3 separate regions of the Mus musculus genome follow, and regions 1 and 2 are each linked to region 3. A link is a loop called in an ENCODE intact Hi-C map of the cell type or tissue named here. Cell type or tissue: gastrocnemius. All regions are shown on one strand.

Region 1 (2,500 bases), 120 kb before region 3:
GAGGTGTAAGATGGAGAAGAAACATGGTGAGGGTGAAAAAAAAAAAGGCATCAGAAGAAGAGAGTCAAAAGGAAAATGAAGGTAAATAACGCGGCATCTCTACTAGGCTCGGCAGCGGCTGGTTCTCACCCAAAAGAGCAGAAAGAGAAAGGAGCAGGATTTAGGGGCTTAGCCTGACCAAGAGAAGCAAGGGATGGCCTGGTGGGTGTGTCTGGCAGTGGGCAGCTACAACAAGCACACACGGTTCATGGCACATGGTACACAGTACACACGGGTCTCATAGTCCTCAGCACAGGGGGTAAAGGCTGAGGGCAGACCTGAAACCTCTCGGAGCACTTGGGAAGCTGGTGGTCTAGAGGCTCCAGGGATGGCCCCACCCACAGTGGGCTGGGCCCTCCCCCATCAGTCACTAATTAAGAAAATGCTCTGCAGGCTTGCCTGCAACCCCATCTTATAGAGGCATCTTCTCAATTGAGGTTTCCTCCTCTAGGACAACTATAGCTTGTGTCAGGAGAACGTAAAATCAGTCAGGATATATTTATTTGTTTAGCCCATTCTTTTTTAAGTTACAATTTTTGATTAGCATAGAAAGTACTAGGTTTCACTGTGGTGTCTCACACACACGTGAACTCTGTATGTTTCTTTCCCCTTCCCCATGCATGGCTACCCGGTCCGATCCCTTCCCTCCTGTTCCCCCACTTTTCCCTAGACCAACCCCTTCTGTTTTTTTTTTCTCACAATGCTCTGTCACCCTCTCTGTTTCCACCTTAAGATCTTTCTTTTCCTCATACTTCTATTCCTAGTTTCGTAGCTCCCAACACATGTACACACATGTACATACATGTACACATACACATCATTTTACATCTGGTTTCTGCAAATGAGAGAAAACATGGTAATTTTGTCTTCTCTGTGTCAGACTTCTGTCTTTTAACATGATGATTTCCAGTCCGGTCCATCTTCCTGCCAATGCTGTGATTTCGGTTTTCTTTACCACTGCAAACACTCTGCAGTGCACGGGCCCTGTTTCCCCTGTCCGTTCATCTGCTGGTGGATACGAGGCCTGGTTCCATGTCCTGGCTCCTGTGAAGACTGTAGCAATAAACACTGCTGTTCCAGCATTTCTGTGGTGTGTTAACTGGAAGTCTTTTGGGTACACAGCCAGGAGTGGTTGAGCTGGGTCATGGGGTAGCTCTGTTTGCAGCTTTTAAAGAGCCTCTGTAGTGATTTCCACAGCGGCTGCACAAACTTGCGTCCATTGCAGCGAATAAGGACTCTTTATTCTTTTCTTCCCGCATCCTTCCTTCCTTGGCAGTGTTTGCTGATCTTGTTCTTGAAGGCATCCATTCTGACCGCAGCAAGGTAGAATCTCAGCCATTTGATGTGTGTGTGTGTGTGAGAGAGAGAGAGGGGGGGGGGAAGAGACAGAGAGACAGAGAGAGACAGAGAGAGAGACAGAGAGAGAGAGACAGAGAGAGAGAGAGACAGAGAGAGAGACAGAGAGAGAGAGAGACAGAGAGAGAGAGAGACAGAGAGAGAGAGAGAACGGGGATGGAAAAGGTGCATTTGGACCATTACAGGCATTTGTAGGTTAAAGGACAAACTCTTGTGTGGCTCCTCCTATGTGACAGGGTCTCAGCCACCACCGTGTGCTCCAGACCAGCTAACCCTGAGCTTCTGGGGACCCTCCTGCCTCTACCTCCTGTCTTGTAGTAGGAGCACTGGGATTGCAGATTTGCCCTTCACCCCTGGCTTTTATGTGGGCTCTGGGGATTTGAACTCCAGTCTTTATGCTTTTGCTGCAAGTTCTGTATCCACAGAGCTGCCTCCCTGTGAGAATGTTTGTTACTGGATACAATGATAGGTGGCCTTTGTGGGTGTTACCTTAGTCCCAGGGACACAGAGCTGGCAAGGTCACGGGGCTATGCTTTAAAGCACGAGCCCAGTCATCAGCAGTAAGGAGGACATACAGGGGGATGCCACGTGTGTGTGAAATGTGTGTGTATACACACAACAAGCATATAATATATAATATTATAAGCATATAATGAGCACATTGAGCTTATTTATGGGCATGTTCGTGAACACATATGTATATGTATGTGTATGTATATATGTATATATGCACACATAAACAGTAGATGCACATTTATATACCTATGCATGAATATATAATACATATAATAAATATGAATATTATACATGAACATCCACTGTATGTGTGAATGTATATATACAGAAATGAAGGTTTACATATATTACATGTAATATTTACATAAATACATGAGGAGGGTGTGGTATACATATCCTTATCCTTGTGTGTGGTATGTGGGTATGTGTGCTGTGTGTGTGTGGTATATGTCTGTGATGTATGTGTGTGTATATGTATGTGTGTATTTCTGTGTGTGGTTTATGTCTGTGATGTATATATACATGTGCGGTGTATGGATTTGTGTGTGTGTGCATGTTTGTGTGTGGGCTGTGTCTGTGATATATATGT
Region 2 (2,500 bases), 53 kb before region 3:
GGACCAGGCCCGGCTACCCCAGAACTCTGTAATCTGCTCTACTCCTGCTGTAAAAGGAACGGAGAAAAGCCCTGAAATTTGGCAGGACTTAACAATGGTGTCCTGACTTGCGTAAACAGGCAGCCATGACAAAACAGCTTTCTATTCCACTCAAAGACTTGCTCAAATAGGAAGTCGAAATTAACCTCGGCTGTTTTAAAGTTAAAACCTCAACAAACAAAACAGTGGTTTGGTGGCATGGTAACTGTCTTCCCTCTCCATCTGAACCCCAGTGCAGATCACTCGAGGTGTCTATTTGGTAAGATAAGGAAATGTGATATTCTATACCCATGATCCTCTGCTGGCAGAGCCAAGGGGTGGCTCCAGCCTGCAGTCTTCTGCTGCTCCACAGACGCTCCCCTGCAGTGACTGTCACCTCTAAAGCTGACAATCATTCCTGTGTCTCTGTGGTGTCCAGGGGACACCGCCCTGGCTACTTCTGGGATAGTTTTCTTAAAACTGTGACTGCCATTTCAGAGAGCCACAGTCCCATGGTGCATCGCTTAAATTCCCACCTTAAGTAGGCACGTGTGCTCTACGGCTAGGACCAGGCAGTAACTGCCCGCAACGCCAGGAACAATGTGAAGAACTTGCCTGTTACACTATCCCTGTTAATGTTTACATTTCAAGGGTGAAAAAAAATCAGGAGTTCACTCAAAACTAGATTTGTATAAAATAGCACTTTCTTATAAGAAGAGATACCAGAGAAGAGCCGGAGAAGGGAGAAGGAAGAAAGAAGAGAGGAGAGAAACCCAGAAGGTGGGAGAGAGAACACAAGAAAGAGAAATTGGTTTTATATGCAGTATCTTCAATGGGGTTTGAAACCGCGTGTCTGCCTGGAGGCCAGTAAATCCCTGCTTATCAAATTTATATACTGGAGAGGAAAAAAAATCCACAATATAGTCCACACATCTTCTCAGAGTACCAACCAAGCCCCTAGGACACTCTAAGAGCAAGTGCAGTGTTCTGGAGAGTCACCGATGCGCAGCCACCTGTCCATGACCATGCCTCTGTGCACAGGTGGGTGGTTCCAAAGGCCCAGGGCTCCCTTGAGCCCACCCACCCTCTGCAGTTTCTAGGGACGAGGTATGTAAGACGGCAAACTGAAGCAGTCCGGGTTCATGAGGCAGGCAGAGGCAACCATCTGAATTTGCTCCTGCATGGTTTGGCACTGGCTTTAAAGACGCTTACCAGTTTTGGTTTGACTGTAAGTAAAAGACCAGCCTCCTTCTCAGCTCACGGGCGCTCGGGGCAGCCAGGAGAGGGCAAGAGAACAGCCTTTTCTTTGGGTTTTAGACATGGGATCCCGGAGAAAACGTGTGTGAACTTAAGTGAGAGTAAACAGAAGGCAGAGAAATGTCCTTGGATATCTCCTTCTCCCACAGTCCATCCATCTCACCTAAAGTGTGTCATTTGCCTCAATTCACCACCGAGCTGCACTGTGGGACCTTGGAAAATTAGTGTGGGTATTTTGAGTGATTATTCGTCACTATTACACACACACACACACACACACACACACACACACACACAAAAACACCTAAGGATTTTGGTGTGGCCTTTTTCTAAACATACCTAGGAAGAAAGCCTAATTTTTGTGTCTGTTCATATAAAAGAGAGGCGCTGTGCTGTGCTAACACGGTCTCATGTATCTCTGGTTGGCTTCAAGCTGGCTACGTAGCCATGGCTGGCCTTGAACTCTTGATTCTGCTGTCTCCATCCTGCAAGTACTATGATAACTTGACTGTAATACCATGCCTGGGGGTATAGGCTTTCTATATTACATTCTGGAAAATGTGGGCCTATTTGTGAGCCCTGCATGTGTTTCTCCCCAGAGACAGCAATCGGCTCAGATAAAAACCTTATCAAGTAGATGCCCCCTTTTCTCCTGTGAAGCTCAGAGGACACTAGTCTTTGCTTTCTGTGAAGGGCAGAGCCCCACTCCTGCTGCCCATCCTCTGCCCCTTTCTTTGTATGGGCTGCTCATCCCTTCATTTGAGTTGCCCAGGCCTGCATCTCTGCAGGAGTATTGCTGTAAGCATGCCATATTAATAGCTGTGTCCCACCTGTCCCAGAGAAAACTGCCTTTTGGTTATTATAATGGTATATCACTGAACAAACAGATTCCGACGTCAGCCGTCCGACTGGGGAAATGCAGTGAGCATTATCTAACTTGGCACAGAGGGTATGTGCAGTTATTACATCTTACAGCGTGTTTGCCACTGGTGACTGGCCCACAGAGTGACCAGAACTCACGCTACTGATCTGAAAATGTTCTGCCTGATACAGCCCACACCACATACATACACACGCATGCCTCTTTCATATTTTGAAAGAAGAGATATTAAATGAAAACTTAGCATAAAATCTAAAGGCAACAAGAACTTAAAAACCCCTTGCTGGATTTGTATGTGTATGTGTGTTTATACATGTATACACAACACATACATACATACATACA
Region 3 (2,500 bases):
TGTCAAAAAGTGAGCGCTATTCATTGTAATTAGATCAAGATCCAGCTGAGGCCTGGAACTACGAAAAGCTTAAATTAAATTAATCTCCCTCCTAAATGAGACAATTATTCAGCTAAATTGAAAAAAAGAAAAAAGAAAAAGGAGAGCAGCTTCCCTTTTCAGCTCGGGTCCCGCCTTCTTAGCCTTTTAAAAACACAACTTGACAGAGTCTTTTTGCTCTCAGCTGTACCTTTTAAAACCCACCTCAGGAGAAGACCAAAGAAGAGAATCTAAATTCCTCCAGCTCCCTGCCAGAGTTGTAGGGTGGTTCTTTCTTTCTTCTTCTTCTTCTTATTCTTTTTTTTTTTAAACCGCCCGAGGTTGTTTATATATAGCTTCTGAAAGCCAAGTTTTAGACGCAACACAAAGCTAGGGCAAGATCAGGGTGAAAAGCGACCTGACCAACGTGAGCTGCCCACCTGAAGTTGCCGGGTCTACAAGGCCCCTTGCTCAAACAGAAAAGCTGCTGGATTGGACCTTTTTGGGTGTCGGTAGACACCTTGTCACCTTTCTTGCCTGGGGCTTAATTTAGGTGAGCCAGCGATAATATTCTGGAGGTTCCAGAAAAAGCAACAGGATTCAATACTTGCGGCTTCTGGCAGGAGCAGGCTACAGGCTCGGAAAAACTCCGGACTTTGGCAAACTTAACCAACTACTCCTTGCCGCGGACTTTGGACACGCTGAATCTTATAGCGCGATTTAAAAAAAAAAAAAAAAAAAAAAGGCGGCGGGGCGTGTGTGTGTGTGTGTGTGTGTGTGTGTGTGTGTGTGTGTGTGTGTGTGTGATCCCTGGCTGTTTCCCTTGGTTTATTTATTTATTTTTTTCTTCTGACCTGAAGGTACTAAAGCATCTCTTATTTTATTTCCTGATGCTTTCATTTGAGAGATACAAAACGGTCTGGGTGTTCATCCAGAGGTTCGGGGAACCTTAAGGAAGATGGACTGGCCCGATCCAAGGTTCTAACTTTTTCTATTTCGTAGCAAAGATAAGGAAGGCCCTTGGTAGGCGCTCTGAAATTATCCTGATTTTTTTTTAAAAAAACTCCCTCTTGGATACCTCTGAGGCTGACCCTCCCGAGGGTCGCCACGGTAACGCAGCATCCCCCCCCCCATCCCAAACTCAGTGAGAAGGACCAGAGACTTCTACTACAGGCAGCACCCTTCTCTAGAAGCCGCCTTAGCCTCTGCCCCCTAGGCTCACTCTGGCCATCGGCTGACCTCCACCTGCTCCTCCCGCCACCCTCTTCAGGCAGGAGTACCTTGAAAGCGATGGGCAGGGTCTTGTTGCAGCGCCAGTGAGTGGGTAGCACGGAGCAGAGGAAGTTGGGGCTGTCGGTGCGCACTAGCTCGCCAGGGTGGTCAGCTAGTACCTCCACCATGCTGCGGTCGCCGCTCCTCAGCTTGCTGGCCAGGGCGGCGCCGCCATCCGGGGCGCCCAGCGGCAGCGCCTCGCTCATCTTGCCGGGGCTCAGCGCGGTGGAAGGCGGCGTGAAGCGGCGGCTCGTGCTGGCATCTACGGGGATACGCATCACAACAAGCCGATTGAGTAAGGACCCTGAAAACAGCTCCTACTAGACGGCGACAGGGGCTCGGATCTTCTGCAAGCTGCTCCCGGGAGACCAACATACAAGTTCAGAAGCCTTTATTACTACCGGAGGGTTGTGGGGGTAGGAGACTAAATTACCATCAGTCCCGGACTGAGATCTAGTTACACGGATCGGCCTCACACCCAAGCAGGGTTAGCAACTGGCCGCTTAGTGCGTTAAAAAGTGGGCAACCAGAATTCAAAGTCAAATGCCCAACAGAGCCTCGCTTTGAGAGTTGAAGTTCAGTCTTTGGCTATTACAAACGGTCCCGGAGGCAAAATTCCCATACGCGTCCTAAAATATTTATGCGCAGAACAACAACAACAACCAAAAAATGACCAGCAAAAACTAGATTTGGAAGTTCCAGCAGTTAGTTGCCTGTCAGTTTGTTTTTCTTTCTTGCGGGTCAGTTTTGTTTAGAGTCTCAACAAAATACAAAACTTAGGAGTGTCTTCCATACAGAGCGCCCCTCTTACCATGAAAAACTCACTTCGTTTCTCAAAAGCAAGAGCCGTAACTTTAAAAGATTGTGCTACTAATGTATGTGCTCGTATATATAAATATATACATATGATCTACTTCATAAAATATTTACAATACAATCTGTAGAGAATTTAAACACAACAGAAATCCATTAATGTTTGCTGCAGTTTTTTTTTTTTTAAGTAGCCTTGAAAATCAGCTTCAGTAGTTGGAAGGCTGGGATAGGATCACTTGTCATTACTCAATAAATTCTGGCCAAATAAATGGTCAGTGCTTTACAAAGATCTGTAGCTAATCTTAAAAAAAAAAAAGTCAAACTCGATGACACTCAGGGTAGAGCTTCCCACAGCTGAGGACTCTGGTTTGGGAACGCTGGTTAAGTTTGTGGCTGA

The links. Peaks named below come from ENCODE experiments on the same cell type or tissue, not always from the same donor. Only the 100,000 strongest peaks of a DNase experiment are listed, where the experiment ranks them.
Region 1: a loop joins it to region 3, with 4 times the contacts of the local background. A loop is called at or near these places in 23 of 42 quality-filtered maps.
Region 2: it touches region 3 in a loop (2.1-fold over the local background); 5 of 42 quality-filtered maps call a loop at or near these places.

The regions. Positions count from the first base shown.
Region 1 is chr16:92,576,425-92,578,924 of GRCm38, forward strand. No RefSeq gene overlaps it. Among named protein-coding and RNA genes, the nearest start is that of Gm30224, 18 kb to the right of the region's middle. In gastrocnemius, no CTCF peak of the experiment used is centred here; no DNase peak of the experiment used is centred here.
Region 2 is chr16:92,641,012-92,643,511 of GRCm38, forward strand. All of the region lies in intron 6 of Runx1 (runt related transcription factor 1), which reads right to left. Among named protein-coding and RNA genes, the nearest start is that of Gm30224, 46 kb to the left of the region's middle. In gastrocnemius, no CTCF peak of the experiment used is centred here; no DNase peak of the experiment used is centred here; H3K27ac peaks cover 164 bases.
Region 3 is chr16:92,694,186-92,696,685 of GRCm38, forward strand. Runx1 (runt related transcription factor 1) reads right to left here. Exons shown (of 8, transcript NM_001111021.2): 3 at 1,299-1,552. Among named protein-coding and RNA genes, the nearest start is that of Gm30281, 67 kb to the right of the region's middle. In gastrocnemius, no CTCF peak of the experiment used is centred here; a DNase peak (open chromatin) is centred at 1,480; H3K4me3 peaks cover 2,500 bases; H3K27ac peaks cover 2,308 bases.